Regions from separate parts of the Mus musculus genome. Here region 1 is linked to region 2. Evidence: chromatin loops called from intact Hi-C (ENCODE). Cell type or tissue: heart. All regions are shown on one strand.

Region 1 (8,000 bases), 320 kb before region 2:
AGCTTCCTTATTGGTGACAAACCAGGCTGGAGAAGCCACTGTGGTCACAGCGTCTGGACTGCAGCTGCACAACTGAGGGGGACACAGAGAAGACTGGGTCCAGATTCAGGAATGGGTCGAGAGGTGGCCAGGCCCAGACAGGTAAACAAGGGCACAGGTGGATGACAATTGAGTAAACTGTGTCAAGAGGAGGGACTGAAGGCCAGGCATGGTGACACACACCTTTAACCCCAGCACTTGGGAGACAGAGACAGGTGGATCTCTGAGAGTTAGAGAGCAGCCTGGTCAGCATAGCAAGTTCTGTGACACCCAGGAGACACATAGAGACCGTGTCTTTAAAGGGGGAGGGGACTGAGTGGCACTGGGGCCCTGAGACAGCCAGGAGTCCTCTCCCTATCATCCTTGCTACATACTGTAGACACTTGGGAGTCAGATGACAGGATGGGCTGTTGTCATCACAGTGTGAAGTGTCTACCTTTTCATGGGATCTAGATGAGGAAGTTATACCCTTCCTCTCTTTGAGGGTGAGCCTGGCAAGTCCTTGGGCCTGTTTCCTGACAGGATTTCAATGCTCCCATGTGTCTCAGCTCACCATAAAAAATTTATATTAAAGCACTCTTTATTTAAGACCTACTTTGTTTGTACACACACACACACACACACACACACACACACACACAGGTATCCCAGGAGGCCACAAGAGGGCATAAGATACCCTGGAACTACAGCTGTAGCCAGTTATCTACCTGATGTGGGAGCTGATATCTGAATCAGTGTGCTCCAAGAGCAGTGAATGTTCTTAACCACTGAGCCATCTCTCCAACCCCGTAGTGTGGCATTCTTTCTACTCCCAGGAATAAGTCACTCGTTGGTCTGTGTTGCCTGGGTGGAGCCACATAGATGGCATGGTTTACACGTGTTTCTGAGGCTGCAGTCATCCTTCTCCCTCAAAAATGGGCTCAAGCACTCCTTGTAGAATGGAGTCTCTCAAAGCAAGGCAAGTCCAAAAACAAAACTAAACAAACAAATAAACATAAAACAAAAAAAAAACAATTTTACACAATATGGAGTAATTTGGAGCAGACACAGCCTAATCCCAACAATGTGGTCAGTATCTCTTTGGTGAGCATGCAATTTAACTGCTTCATGCCTCAAAGTTGAACAGTATCACTGGGCAGTGGTGGCACACACCTTAAATCCCAATACTTGAGAGGCAGAGTCAGGCAGATCTCTGTGAGTTCTAGGCCAGCCTGGCCTACAGAGCGATTTCTAGGACAGCCAGGGCTACACAGAGGAAAAAAAAATGTAATCAGAGCAGCATCTCTCTCCTCTGTCATTATATTGTTGAAAAGATGGGATGAGTCAGAGTGGCCTGGTATTGTGTGTGTTGGCTTCTGCTCTCACTCCATCACGGTTGCTGTCACACTAACCTGCTGTCCACAGTGTGCAGCTAACTGGCATGTTTCTCATGCACTTCAAGCTCTTGAGACTGCAGCTTGCTCTTTAAAGCTGTGTTCACCAATGTGCAGAATTGTGTTCATGGACTATTTACGTTAATTTACTAGACACATACCCTATAGCAAAATATCTACTGGTGCTACAAGATGTTCTGTTAGTCGGTTATATGAGCAGATGCTCCCCGAACAAAAGCTGGGATTATGCACATCTCAAGCTGTTAAGGGCTTTCTGTGGTGAAAAATATTTCAATTCCACTTTACTCAAGAGTGGGGACAACCATCTTATTCATGACTCAAAGACAGTTGGCAAATTAACCTTTAAACAAAAGAAAAAGAAGACACCAAAATCATTCTGAGGACTAATGGCTACTTACTAGATAACACTTAAGTTATGTAGCAGGTCATAGCTCGAATTTTGTCTATTTAAAACCTTAATCGGTTTACACTTGGCCCAAGCCCTCGTGATTCACACACGGCATGATATTTCGACACTGTGGGGACTCTCAGGGAGTTGGCTGGGCTGAGACAGAAATATTCACAGCAGGTTCTACAGCTACCAACAAAATCTGTTTGGAGTCCTGTGAAGAGAAAAGCGTTTTAAATGTCTGTCTGAAATCTTTAGATTCTTTTGGGGTTTTGTTTTGTTTTTCTTTGCTTTCTTACTAAATGGCTGGGGCTGGAGAGATAGCTCAGCAGTTCAGAGCACTTATCTCGAGAATGGAGGTTTGAATCTTAGCATCCACATTGTGGCTGGCAGCCACTTGTAACTTTTTGTCCAAGGGCATTTGATACCCTCCTCTGGCTTCTTCGGGCCCCAGGCACGCACATGATGCACCGACATACGTGTAGGCAAAGTACTTATACACATAAAACAAAATAAAAATAAATTTTTATTATTAAATTAATTAAATAATAAATTAAGCTGAATGACTGAGACTTGGGTCACGTGGAGTCTTAATAACCCAGCAGTGCTATTCCCTAACGACTTGTCTCAGCTGTGGCTACGTTTGAGCCGCTCTCATTTTATTGGGTCCAGCAATTTAATCATATCTGCCAATTTCCCTTTGGTTCATTCCTAGGAAAGGTCGGCTCTGGACTACTGAAACAACACAGTTCAAAGGAAGCAGGAACACACTACAATCCTCCTTCAGTGACAAGGCAGTTGTGAAGGAAGAAGAGGCTTGCCTTTCCCCACACAAAAGAATAATAAGATAATCTTCTGTCTCACAGGAATATTTTTCAGATAGCCACTGAGTTAAATGAAGCTAGCCACAGTGTCATGGGCTTGTCATCCCAACATGCAAGAGGCACATGGGTGGCAAATTTCAGGCTAACCTGAACTACATGCACATAAAGACTTTGCCTCAAAACAAAAGATAAAATTAAATAGATGCTAAAATAAATGAAAGTGTAGATGTCACAGAGTAGAGATGATTCTTTAAGAGAGAGAGAGAGGGAGGGAGGGAGAGAGAGAGAGAGAGAGAGAGAGAGAGAGAGATGGGGTTTCTCTGTGTAGCCCTGTTTGTCCTAGAACTCACTCTGTAAACCAGGCTGGCTTCCAACTTAGAGATTCCCCCTGCCTCTGCTGCATCACAAGTGCTGGGAATAAAGGCCTGGGCTACCCAATGAGATTGGATTTGGTTGGGGGTTGGGATTTAGAAACAGTCTCACTATATAGCCCATGTTGACCTGGAACTTGCTTGGCATTCTCCTGCCTCCATCTCCTAGTGCTGGTTTAACAGGCTGGTGACACCACACTTATGTCTCATGATACTCTTCTACTTGGGAAGATTGTTCACAGAGACACCACAAACATAGATAACAATGTTTTCTAGTTCTTCCAAGTTTAGACTTCTGTCTGATTCAAAGCCAGTGATGCTAAATTCATATTGGCCACTAGATGGTGCGAGTATGTTACATACTAAGTTGTCTTAACCAGCGGAGCATTTATTTACATGAAAAAATAAGACTTATTTAATACACTTATGGTGCCTCTAAAGAAAAATACTGAGCCAGACGGTGGTGGTACATGTCTTTAATCCCAGGACTTGGGAGGCAGAGGCAGGAGGATCTCTGAGTTCAAGGCCAGCCTGATCTATAGAGTGAGTTCTAGGATAGCTAAGGCTACACAGAGAAACCCCATCTCAAAAACACTCACACACAAACAAACAAAAACTGATTAATAACAAGATAAAGAGTTGAACACAAGCTTTAATTTCTGCCCTACCCCAACCTAAAAGGAAAGGAAAAGTTATAAATGAATACTGTGCCCTGTACAGCCTCGGTACAGCCACATACAGAAACACTGGGGCTTTTGCAAGAAGCTACGGCAGGATGTTTTATGCAGAAATTAGGAAGTAACTCATTATGGAAGACCTGGCTTCCAGAGCACAGGTCTCTAATCTAGGAGGGAGGGAAAGAGTGGAGGAGACTAGTGGAGCTACTCAGTGAGGCACAGTACTCACAGTTCTATAAGGATGAAAGGAGGCTGTTGACAGAGGGATTGCCAGGGAGGAACGGAACGGAACAAAAGGCAGCTGCAAATTCTGCTTGTTGCTACAACCTTACAATGGATATTATGATCCTCTTAGAAATTATAGATGTGTGTTAGTGATAGATTCATTAGTTTTTTAAATTTTGTGTTTTTGTTTGTTTGTTTGTTTGTTTGTTTTTCTTTTGTTTTGATTTTCATTTGAGATAGGGTCTTTCTACATAGTAATATATATCTACATAGTAGATATATATATCCTGGAATTCACTAAGTAGATCAGGTTGGTCTCTACTCACAAAGATCCTCCTGCCTTTGCCTCCTGAGTGCTAGGGTTAAACAAAGGTCTACACCACCATGCCCAGCTAAACTAGGCATCTTTGAGAAACAAGATCATATTTGACCCTTGATAGACTCTTGAGTCTAAATCTTTTAATACTATACTTTTGGAGGCCGGTGGAAAAAAATTAAATGGGGACTATATTTTTTAAATATTGTGGCAACATTAAATTTCTTAGAAATTATAAACATGTTGTAGCTAGTATATTTATAATTGCCAACAACTGGGGCTAGAGAAATGGCTTAATGGTTAAGAGCACTGACTGCTCTTCTAGAGGTCCTGAGTTTAATTCCTGGCAACCACATGGCTGCTCACAACCACCTGTAATGGGACCGATGCGCTCTTCTGGCGTGTCTGAAGACAGCTACAGTGTACACATACATGTAAAATAAATAAAATCTAAAAAACATTGCCAGAAGCTTTCTTTTTTAAAAATATTTATTTATTTATTTATTTATATGCATATGAGTGATCTGTCTTCATACATTCCAGAAGAGGGCAAAGGACTGCATTACAGATGGTTGTGAGCCACCATGTGGTTGCTGGGAATTGAACTCAGGACCTCTGGAAGAGCAGCCAGTGCTCTTAACTGCTGAGCCATCTCTCCAGACCCTGGCAGCAACTTTCTACTCCAAATAATGAGTTTACTGCTGAAACATAACTTCTATGAAAACTCCCACTAAGTCAAAGCTGGAAGTGAAAAGGGCTCTCATCAGTTTCACCATTACTGGGGACACTGATATGAAGACGTTCACCATTACTAGACATCTGATGGACAGCTATAGAAATCTGAGATCAGCAGATGTGTGGCTAGCACTGAAGCCCCAGCACACAGAAACCTCATCCCAACCATTTTATAACAGGTGATCTCATGCTGACTGTGTTTTCCTGCCTGCTGGCATAGGTAGATTTGAAACTGGAATCTCTAAGAATGTGTAGACCTGTGTCAACACCATTTTGGCTTATGCACTGGGTATGAAACAATTAAGTACCAACGTAAACAACATGAATTCCTCAGAGTCACCTTTCATCCACAGGACATGAGGAAATCGTTCATGAAGTCAGAGCCTGACAAGGAAGCTCGATAAGACTTTGACACGATAGTTTTTGTGCCAGTTTCTAGTTGGAACAGTGACAACGTGATGAAGCTAAATGTCAATATGCCTTGTCTCCAGAGCTGGAAATTCACCCATAAAGATGGCAGTGCCAGTGGATGCCCACTGCAAAAAGCCTTGGATTACATTCTACCAACAACTTGCCTAGCTGTTAAAGCCTTTGAATCTGTATTTACAAATACAGTTATTTAAAAATTACTGGTATCCATATAGTCCCAGTAGACCACGTGGTGATCAGTATTTCCAAACAGCACGGTGGTTACCTTTGTTCCAATTAATGTCACAAGTGAAGTCTGTTGAAATGCACTGTAAAGCTTTGGGTGAAGGTCTTGAGAACAAATATGCTTCAGTGTCAAGAAAGTGTCTCTAAAAGATGTTCACCATGCAATGTTACTAGCATTGCTAGCAGCAGGGAGCGGACACAGGCCCACACTATCACCCACAGAAGCCTGAGGAATTCCCTTAATCTTTTACGAACCTCAGTTCAAGTAAAACCAGATCCTTGGTTTCAGAAGAAAAAGTAATTTCAGGATAAGCCAGTAAGAAGCAGAGCTGGGCTTCATTTAAAAAAAAAAAAAAAAAAGCCTACTGGGAAGTGGTGTACAAACTTCTAATCCCAGCACTTGAGATCCAGTGGAAGGCAGATCTCTGAGTTCGAGGCCAGCCTGGTCTACAGAGTGAGTTCCAGGGCAGTCAGGGCTGCACAGGGAAACCCTTCCAAAAGAAAGAGGGAAAGAAAGAAAGAAAGAAAGAAAGAAAGAAAGAAAGAAAGAAAGAAAGAAAGAAAGAAAGAAAGAGAGAAAGAGAGGAGAGAGAGAGAGAGAAGTCATTGCAGGAAAAAATAAAACATACCCAAAAGCACGCTTGTGGGGTTCTCAAGAAAGATTTGTAGTTTATTAAAGACCTTTAAATTCTTTATAACATCTTCATTTATGTGCTTTGTTCATATGGGTGAACATACTAACCATGGTTTGCACCTACAGCTCTCTCCTTCCAACATGTGGGTCCCAGATATCAAATTCAGGTCAGCATACTTGCCAGTAGGTGACTTTACAATTGAGGAACTTTTCCAGTCCATTTTTAAAAACAGGTTCTCAGGATATAGCCCTTGCTGGCCTAAAACTCAATATGCACAAAAGGTTGGCTCCAATTTACAGATCTGCCCATCCCTGCCTCCTAGGTATTAAAAGGAGAGAAGCTTGGGGGAAGACTAAGGTATATACCCAAGTATGGGTCTGGTTAGCAAGGACGGTCACAGTTAAGTATCTTAGCCTCTCATACATAGTGGTAGCTTTCAAAGGGTTGCTAGGAAACTTGATTTTCCTTGTTTTGTCTTTCAGATAAATGATATTATAGGGTAGCTCTGGTAGTGACTTAGATAGGATTATTATAATTTGATAACAGAAAATCAGGAGTCACTGGGGTTTCATAAAGTAAAAGAATATGTACTATAAATAATCTGATGAGGTTCCAAGAACGTTGACCACTTCCAGCTGGGAAAGGAGAAAGGCTGTAGCAAGCGTTGTTAATTCTGTCGGGATTCTTGATTCTCAGCTTGTGAGAAGCCTCTGAGAAGAAGGCTCCTTCCCACGTCTCCATATTGTCCCCACCTTCCCTCCTGTCTCCGTATCAGTATTCGTGACTCACCAATGGAGGCAGCTGGTTTCACTGCTCAGGTGATTATCTTGATGTCAAGACTAGCAATGCCCACACACTAGGTAAACTTACAACTCACACTGCTTGCAAGTTTGTTTGAGCTAAAGGAAGAGTTCAGTATCATTCTGGTGAGATACTAGAAGATAGCTCTGCATTCCTAAAAGCTGGTACCTCTGGCAGCTTCCCAAGCAAGCCCATGTATGTTGAGCAACTGTCCTCCCTTGGGTCATTTTATAGTTTATAAGACAGACTACTATCGTGCCTGCCATCAAAGCATGGATGGGAGGGCTGCTGGGGTCATCAATATTTCCCAGAATGCTCAGGAGGCTACATTAACACTGCCCCCAATATTGACCACAGTGTTAATCAGTGATAGACCACCTCAGAAATGTTTAGCTTAACTAGCCATTGAAGTGAAGAACCTGTTAATATTAATAACACAGACCAAAACCTTCAGAAGAAAAAAAATACCTTATAGACCATGGGCTTGTGTGTAGCAGTTGTAGGTATTATTAGTACTTGAGCTCGGACACACACACCTCAGACATGAGAAGAAGGCATTGGGTCTCCTGGGGCTGAAGTTGTAGGTGACCATAAGCCATCCACCATGGGTTCTGGAAACTGAATTCTGGTCCTCTGCAAAGGCAGCAAATGTTCTTAACCACTGAGCCATCATCCCTCTATATCCTTAATAGGTATTTTCAATGACAACCACTTGGTCAAAATCTGTCCCAGAAGTCTGAGACCAATTAATACAAAGCTTAAGGAGAGGAAAATATCACCAGCGTTGGTGACAGAGAAGACTGCCTAAGGAGACAGGATGTTGGCTGTATGTAAATGTAACTTTTACTTGACAGAAGCAGTTGTCATCTCAGAGGCTTTCTAGCTCTTTCTGAACTCTGGCTGGCTGGTTCAACTCAGCTGTTCTGGCTCAAACTCCTTTC
Region 2 (8,000 bases):
AGCAGCCAGCCAGCTGACAACTGCGGCAAGAGCAGAGCCGGGCAGCCAGCAGGCCAAGCTGCAGAGAGCCGGGCAGCCAACAGGCCAAGCTGCAGAGAGCCGGGCAGCCAACAGGCCAAGCTGCAGAGCTGCAGAGTGGCAGCTGTCAAAGATGTGCAGCCACTGAACTGTGCATGTGCCCAGGGCAGCAGCAAAAGTCTGGTCATACGGCCTGCCAAATGGCAGCGGTAACTCAACCAGAGGCCACAGCAACAAGAGCAACTGGATAATCCAAGAAGGTGGTCAAGGTGAAAATGAGAGGAACCGTGGAAACACAGAAAAGGCAGGAAGCTGAAGAACTGGAGCTTGTGAGGGACCAGCAAGAGGAACTGCAGGCCTTGGTCACAAAGAGTTTCAGAAAGTAGAGTGTCTTTAGAGCCAGGGGTCCTCAAAACAGTCCCCAGGTCTAGGGGTTTTAAAACTGGTTACCACCAAGGGCTTAGGAATCCTAACTCCCTAGGTCCACACAAGAGCTGAAATACTTGTAAAGCTAAGGGTCTTGGACCTCTAAGCCTGTACAGGAGTTCAAACACTTCTAAAGCTAAGGCTCCTGCTACTTGAGGCCTTCCTGAGAGCTGAATATTGCAGAGTGCTACCTGCTTTTGTTCCCACCTGCCTGCTGCCAACACTCAAAATACTAAGGAATCCTGGAAAAGTATCTCCTTGCCCAGCCACAATCTCCATCTGGATAGAACAAAGGACAACACGGATTGGTAACTGATTACAATCGTATCTAAACCAGGTATGGTGGTGCTCACCTCTAATCCCAGCTCTCAGGAGGCAAAGGGAGGCAGATCTCTGTGAATTCCAGGCCTGCAGGTCTATGCATGAGTTCTAAGCCAGCCAATGCTATACAATTAGATCCTATCTAAAACAAAACACAATTAAGCAGCACCTGGCACACAGTGGTTGATGAGAATTAATGTACGTGAAAATGCATCATGAAAAGAAATCACAAAAGGCTATAAACAAGTCTAGAATCTGCTTCCACTGGGACTCTAAAGCCAGAAGTGAGATTCTGCATCTGTCTTGTTACACGTTCTGTGCAGTCAACGTTCCAGCGTGGCTACTCCTCCCACCGCAGACTCATCCCTGGTTCTGCTGTAGTTCTCTAAGTTCACTCTCCAGTATTTTACAATGATCTAACCGCTGAGACTCTCCTAATGTTACGCTCTTATAATGCCACATCATACCTTTTGGATTTCTTCAGGTAAGGCATGCATGGGAATGTGACGATCCATAGTTCCCCAAACGTACTGAGAGAGCACTGCAGAAAAACAGCCTGAAAACATTGATGGCCATAGTCAGAATTCATTTAATGACAAGGAAATTCAAATGACTTAAACTTTCTTAGTATCTGAGGACGAACTGGCAAGAAACACTTCAAAGGTGCTTGTTTCTCCAACTCCACAGTAGAAGCTACAATTTAAGTTTCCTCAGCTAGTTTTTAAGCCACTCACACAGAAAGATATTTCAATTATTGACTTATATACCTTTTCTTTCAGAAGTGTATAAACTAATAGTAAAATAATAACAGTGCTTTACTAATTATTTGTTTTGCAGCAGAGTAACTGTAGGATTTTAAGTAGACTTATTTCAGTGTTGTTCTGAAAAATTATAGATATCAAGACCAAATAATATCGTATTATAGCTCAGCAGGATAAGAAAAAAAAAATGCTTGTGCCATCGAGGCTTGCTTAAATTATAGAGTACAAAAAATAGAGTTACTAAGTTATGAAATCCAGGCGCTGAGCCGAAGAGCCACCAAAGCATCAGAGACAACATAGCAACTGTAACAGAGATGGAGATCCACATAAATTTATCTAGATTTTACTTTTAACAGATTTTCATTTGCTAATACCAACAATTCAATATAAAACTTTTTTTTATTACTTTCATGAAACCACAGACAACAGAGACATTATTTTCTTTCTTCAGAGTTTTTCCAAATTGGACAAAGAATACCCAATCCACTCTTGATGAAGAGTCTGCCTCTCTGTCCACGGAAAGAGTAAAGGGAACTAAGAACGGCTTACTGATTAAAGCCCACGCACTGTAATGCCAGTACCCATAAATGTAGAAATAGCAGCTTTGGCGGGCAGAGACAGGGATCCTAGAAGCAAGCTGGGCGACTGGGCTCACTGAGCTGGCTGACCAGTTCAGAACTCAGGTGAGAGGTCCTGTAAGGTAGAGAGTGATGAAGACACTGGGCATCAAACTCCAGCCTCCACACATACAAAAACATGCATACACAGGTGTGCCTATGAACATGAATACACACATGGATTTGTACTAACCAAATGTCAGAGAGAGAGAGAGAGAGAGGTAGAAGATGTCAAGGCCAGAATGGTTGAGTGGAACAGATTCAAGTGAAAGAAACACAGATTCCACAGCAGAAAAGATGGTCTAAGGCCCGTGTCTGCAGAACACAGGCAATGTGAGAGTCAAGAGAGGATAATGACCTATCTTTTGGGTGGGGGATGGGAAATCAGCAAAGGCTTCCTAAGATTGAGTTAAATTAGGGGCAAGAGAGTGAAGGAAAAAATAATGCTGGTGTTATTTTTGTAAACTATGCAACCATCAGTGGAGGAGAGATTCCTCAACCCTGTGTTAGCCCAAAATATCCCTCATTTCAATAAGCTACTATTTAAAACAAACAAAACTAGTGAGCTGTCTTCCCACGTGTGTGCTTGGTAATATTAACTGAGGCCAACCACGGGAGTAATGGTAATTATGTGGACATGGGTCCAAGTGACCAAGTACATAATCATATACTGTCATAGTCACATGGCAAGAAACCAGAAGGCATTATCTTCAGTTAAGCCATCATTGGTGAATGGAAATGATAGTATCTTGGGCTCCACAGGAATATTTTTCCCTTATACAGCCAACTATATCTCCTCTTAAAGTGCCATCCACAAAAGTATTAGCAAGCATGGACCTAAATAACGTATAAATTCAAGGTACCAGTGGGATGTTTATTATTTAATGCCTTCGCTGTGACTACTCTTAACATATTACTATGTCACCAGAAGTGGCAGGCTTCTGGCTATGAAAGAAAAATTTAAAAATAGCACCCTGGTAAATTTGAAAGACCTCTAAAACGAAGTGGAGGAGAAACTGATGTCAATGCACATCGCACAAGACATAGTAACAAGATTACAGGCAAGATACATTCATTGGATTCGTCCCAAGAACATGTGTAACTTGTCCTCATATAAAGACACTTTATTGTAAACCCATGTAAACTGTGAGTGCAGACTGTAATAACTAGGTGCTTTTCTGCTAAGCAATGCATGCTGATGATTACAACTAAGAGGTGGGCACCTAAAATTCCCAAGGTGACTAGAAGGGTACTACTTTCTTTAACGTTTATTTTTGTTATTGCCTATATTTTAAGAAACAGCTTGTAAGCCGATTAGAAAAGTCCATTGGGTCTTTATAAAGATGTGACTACTCGTGAAAAGAATAGTAGAATCCACATATAATTCCGCTTTTCAAGAAGTGTAGGGCTGTTTGCTCTTTAGCAGAAGAAAACGTGATTTTTAAGTTACCCATTCAGTATTTTAACCAAACAAGTTCCTTTTGGTCTTTCCCATTATATATGTGGAAACTGTCCTTGGCAAAAGTACAGAGGTACGTGGCCGCTGCTACGTGCGTTTGAGAACCTTCTCTGTGACACTGGTCACGAGATAGACGTGCGTGTTCTTAAACGCAGAAATGCCCTTGGTGGTTCATTTCCGATTCTTACACCGGTGTCACGCCCGGTCATTAACTCAGGTTCTGCTTCCAGGCCCTTCCTCAAGTACCATTCCGGGGGCGTGATTCACCGAAGGGCAGGTCGGGGGCAAGAGAGCAGGAGGTCACTGCAGGAAACTAACCGCCCGACCGGACTGCGCTGGCCCAGGCCTCGCCTGGGGCGCCGAGAGGCCGCCCCACCTTCCCGCCTTCCTCCTCCCGACCCCCGCCGCCCCGCAGTCCCGCGCCGCCAGTCTCTGCGCCGGAACTGTGTCCCCGCCGACCGGGTCCTCTGAGGACTGAGGAAGGCCATGACCCTCACCTAGCCCGGGACTCCGCAGGGTGTAAAACGGCTTCCCTGGTCTCCCGGGCGACCGCGCTGCACGTTGGCCTGACGTCAAGGCGCGGTGACGTCACAGCCCCCGCCGACGCGGAAGCGGAGCTTCTTTTGCATCATTTGTCCCAAAAGCGAGCTAGGCGGAAGCTGGAGCGGGTGGCGGGGGTCGAAGGAGAGGGCGGATTTACGCGCGGTTCTGTGACGGACGGGGATGGGGCTCTGGAACCCGCGGGGACGACGGGCAGCCGAGGCTGATGAAGAGGCGGGAAGTGGGTGGCCATGTGCCTCATCTGCAGGGGCAATCATTGTTGTCGAACGGAAGGAAAAGAAGCTTTTAAGTGGAATTGACTGGGGAAGGCTTGCTTAGAATTTCATTCTGGTCCAAAGAAGTCAAGATGACGGGTTTAGTTCATGAAGTATTACTGAGACGTGCTACTGCACACTCAAGTAATGGAAGGCCTCTTGTTTTTACACACTGACGACTTCCCTTTATTCATACTTTATTCATAAAACAAATACTGATGACCTACTACGCAACAAGCAAGCAGGATGAGATGATGCTTGGTGACTAACACAGGCCACTGGTATGATTAGTGTCTTCGTAGTCTGCTCCTTTTCCAGGAGCATCTGAGGTCCAAAGTTCTGATCCTCCAGTAACTAAAGAAAACACGGTTTCCTAGCAGAAAAGAACAATAATTGCTGTTAAAGAATAGTTTGCATGAATAGAAAGAAAAGGCATTGGAGAGAGGAAGGTGAACAGGTGATTTGAAATAGTGCCAGATCTATTGGAGCTGCTGGTTGATCACTAGTATGAAAATAACCGCATGAAAATAGTGAATACTCCCCTAAGTCATGAAAGATATAGATTATGCAGAAACTAACAACAGTTACTTACTATTGAGTAACTAGTATTATGTACTGTATATCATTGAATATATACAAGAGGGCTAGAAACAGAGGGCTTCTGACAGCATCACCACGAACACTACACAAAATGTCTCGGTAACTAACATCACTAGATATTAGGAATTTTATACCAAAAGTATTGTTATAGGGCACATAACTACAGTTTGGACAATAATTACCGAGCACTTGTATCTAAAAAGGAAGGCAATCCTCTGAAAATGGGATGAAATCCCATGGAAATGCTATAATTCACTTTCATCTATGCCTCTTCGTTACACATCACCTTGAGTCCATTTTCCTTACCACTGTAAATGCCCTCTCAATCCTAAATCCCATTGCTAATTAGCCACAAGCCTAACTTTCTGTAGGAGTGCCACATGTGGCACTCCTACAGAAAGTTTTCATTATTATATAAAGTCCAGTTTAGGTAGTGGTAGACCCAGTAAGAATTTAAAAAGAAAGGATAGCTTCCGGAAAGAACAGAAATAAGAAGTGTATTTCCAATTGGCCTATGCCAAATGGTCAGCCCTTGAAAACATGCATACAAGAAACAGTATGTGGCCTCTACAGGTTGTATTTGGAAATATATGTGTATATGCAAATGCATGTTTGAATCCAAGAACAATTGGGTAAAAGAAAGACAGTTTGTGCCTAATCTAATTGCATCTCGTTATGCCCTGTTTGGTGGATATCACTGGGAGGCCTGCTCCTTCCTGAAGAGAAATAGAGGGGCAGTAAGTCTGGGGGAGAGGGGAGGTTGAGGCCAGGGGCTAGAAAGGGGCTAGGAAGGATGGAGGGAGGGGAGGTTGCAGTCAGGATGTATGAGAGAAGAATAGAGAAAAGAGAGGCCATGAATTTGAAGGAGAGTGGAGAGAGTTATATGCTGTAATTAATATAAAAGCAATATAAAAGCAAATCTTTAAATCCTCTAAAATGAAACGTGTGAGTGAGTGTGTGTGTGTGTGTGTGTGTGTGTGTGTATACATACACTTTCAAAAAAGGTTAGCAGATTAGCACAGGTCAACTTTTGAGTACTGAAGAAAAAGGGTTGTTTTTGTTTTTGTTTTTGTTTTCGAGACAGGGTTTCTCTGTGTAGCCCTGGCTGTCCTGTAACTCACTTTGTAGACCAGGCTGGCCTCTAACTCAGAAATCCTCCTGCCTCTGCCTCCCGAGTGCTGGGATTAAAGGCATGTGCCACCACGCTCGGCAGCTATTTCACTTTTTACCATGACTTTTAAAGACAAGCCACCGTTTTAAAAAGAAAATTAAAAATTAAATTCCTTTTAATTTCTTTGTGACCCTTCATTGTTATTCTCTTTGAGGGTCAGTAACCCCCCAGGGGGTGCCCTCCTAGTTTATAGAGTGTCTGGATATGAATGAGACTCAGTTTTCCACGTGTCCTGTAGGTGTCTTACAGTTTATAAGAACTCCCATGTGTTTGTTGTCATAGGGATTTCCCAAAAATACTTATCACATGGGACAGTCATTTGGGGACACTTGTGTCATGAAACCTCCCTACCTTTCCCATGCACCTATGAAAAGCAGTATAGGAAAAATAGGTACTTTGTTTATAAATCTGCTAAAAACCAGCAGGAAGTCCACCCAAGATGGCTGATTTTAAAGTCAATGCTAGCTGGTACAAAGGTAGCATGATAAAATTACACTGAAGTCCAACAGTATTTTCATCCTGCAAGTCACAATACAATACAACTCTGTCCTCTTGTAAGTTTGAATAAAACGGTTCCGACGGGGCCTCCCAGGTTGGAAACAACAGCTGCTTTCATTGCTATTTCTGGGTTTCGTCCAGTGCAAGTGCAGAATTTTTAAAACGCCAGCATGTATTGGGTTCTCTCTGTTTGCCAGGCACTTCATGCACAATGCTCCGTTTGCTTGAGAACCCTTCCAAACCTAACGCTGTCAGGTGCTACGTACTGTTTACTTTCACCCAAATGATAGAAGTGGCCAAGGGCATGGCCCATCATGTAAACACAGGGGTGCACTGGATCCAGGGTGAGTGCACGTGGAAACACGTGTTGCCTTAGTTGTCTCTGCCAGACAGCCAGTCCTCCTGGGACGTTTGCCTACTGTGGTTAGAGACACATGTCTCAAACGTGGTTTCTTCATGACGTTTCCCGTACAGCTTCTAGTTTTCAAAAGAGGTTAGCTGCAAAGACCACTTGGCTTTGTTTTACCCGCCCCAACACATTTGCCTCTACTGTGCTGTCACACTTAAAGCTGCAGATTGCCTTATAAAGCTGTTTTGCATACTGAGCCCCCAAAAGCTGTGGTCTAGAAGTGAGTTAGACCACAAAATACTATTTTTAGGCTTGAGCTCTGTATTTTTTTATTCATCCCATAGATGCAATATAAAGTTGAGTATGTGATGCAGTAAAGGTCCTGGAGTTTGAGTGGCATCTCTCTAGAAAGAACTTCCAAGGCTTTGCTGTTTGTACAGGAACAAACTGTGTAACAAATTTGAATTTGTTTGAGTCTTAGACTTTAATTTTTGAACATATTTCTAATGAGACAAGCTAGATGCTTGCATGATAACTGTCTACTCTCAAATGTGAAAATTAAGACACCGCTACAGGAGCTGGAGAGATGGCCCACCAGTTAAGAGCCCTGTCTGCTCTTCCAGAGGTTCAGTTCAGTTGAACCCTAGGTTCAATTCCCAGCACCTACATGGCAGCTCACAGCTTTCTGTATCTCCAACTCAAGGATATTTGACACTCTCACATAGATGTTCATACAGGCAAGACACCAATGCCCATAAAATAAAAATGAATAATCATTTTTTTAAAAGATACTCACTACAGCAAAATGTTTTATGACCATAAATGTATCTTCTTTGGACTCCTCACTAATGGTAAGTGTTTCATTTTTTAAAAATGTATTGTGTCAATATAATTCAATATTTGTTACATCCATATATTTTTAAAATATGAAGGTATAAGCTCTAATGAAGGCAATTTAACACCTA

Evidence for each region. Hi-C counts contacts between places; a loop is a spot of excess contacts. Peaks named below come from ENCODE experiments on the same cell type or tissue, not always from the same donor. Only the 100,000 strongest peaks of a DNase experiment are listed, where the experiment ranks them.
Region 1: it touches region 2 in a loop (3-fold over the local background); 2 of 42 quality-filtered maps call a loop at or near these places.

The regions. Positions count from the first base shown.
Region 1 is chr3:65,986,542-65,994,541 of GRCm38, reverse strand. It overlaps the pseudogene Gm19024. Among named protein-coding and RNA genes, the nearest start is that of Ccnl1, 32 kb to the right of the region's middle. In heart, a CTCF peak has its summit at 3,350 (motif pointing right); no DNase peak of the experiment used is centred here.
Region 2 is chr3:65,662,411-65,670,410 of GRCm38, reverse strand. Lekr1 (leucine, glutamate and lysine rich 1) reads right to left here and starts at 4,183. Exons shown (of 13, transcript NM_001166659.1): 1 at 4,100-4,183; 2 at 1,233-1,321. The coding sequence starts at 1,280. In heart, no CTCF peak of the experiment used is centred here; a DNase peak (open chromatin) is centred at 4,200; H3K4me3 peaks cover 1,255 bases; H3K27ac peaks cover 1,704 bases.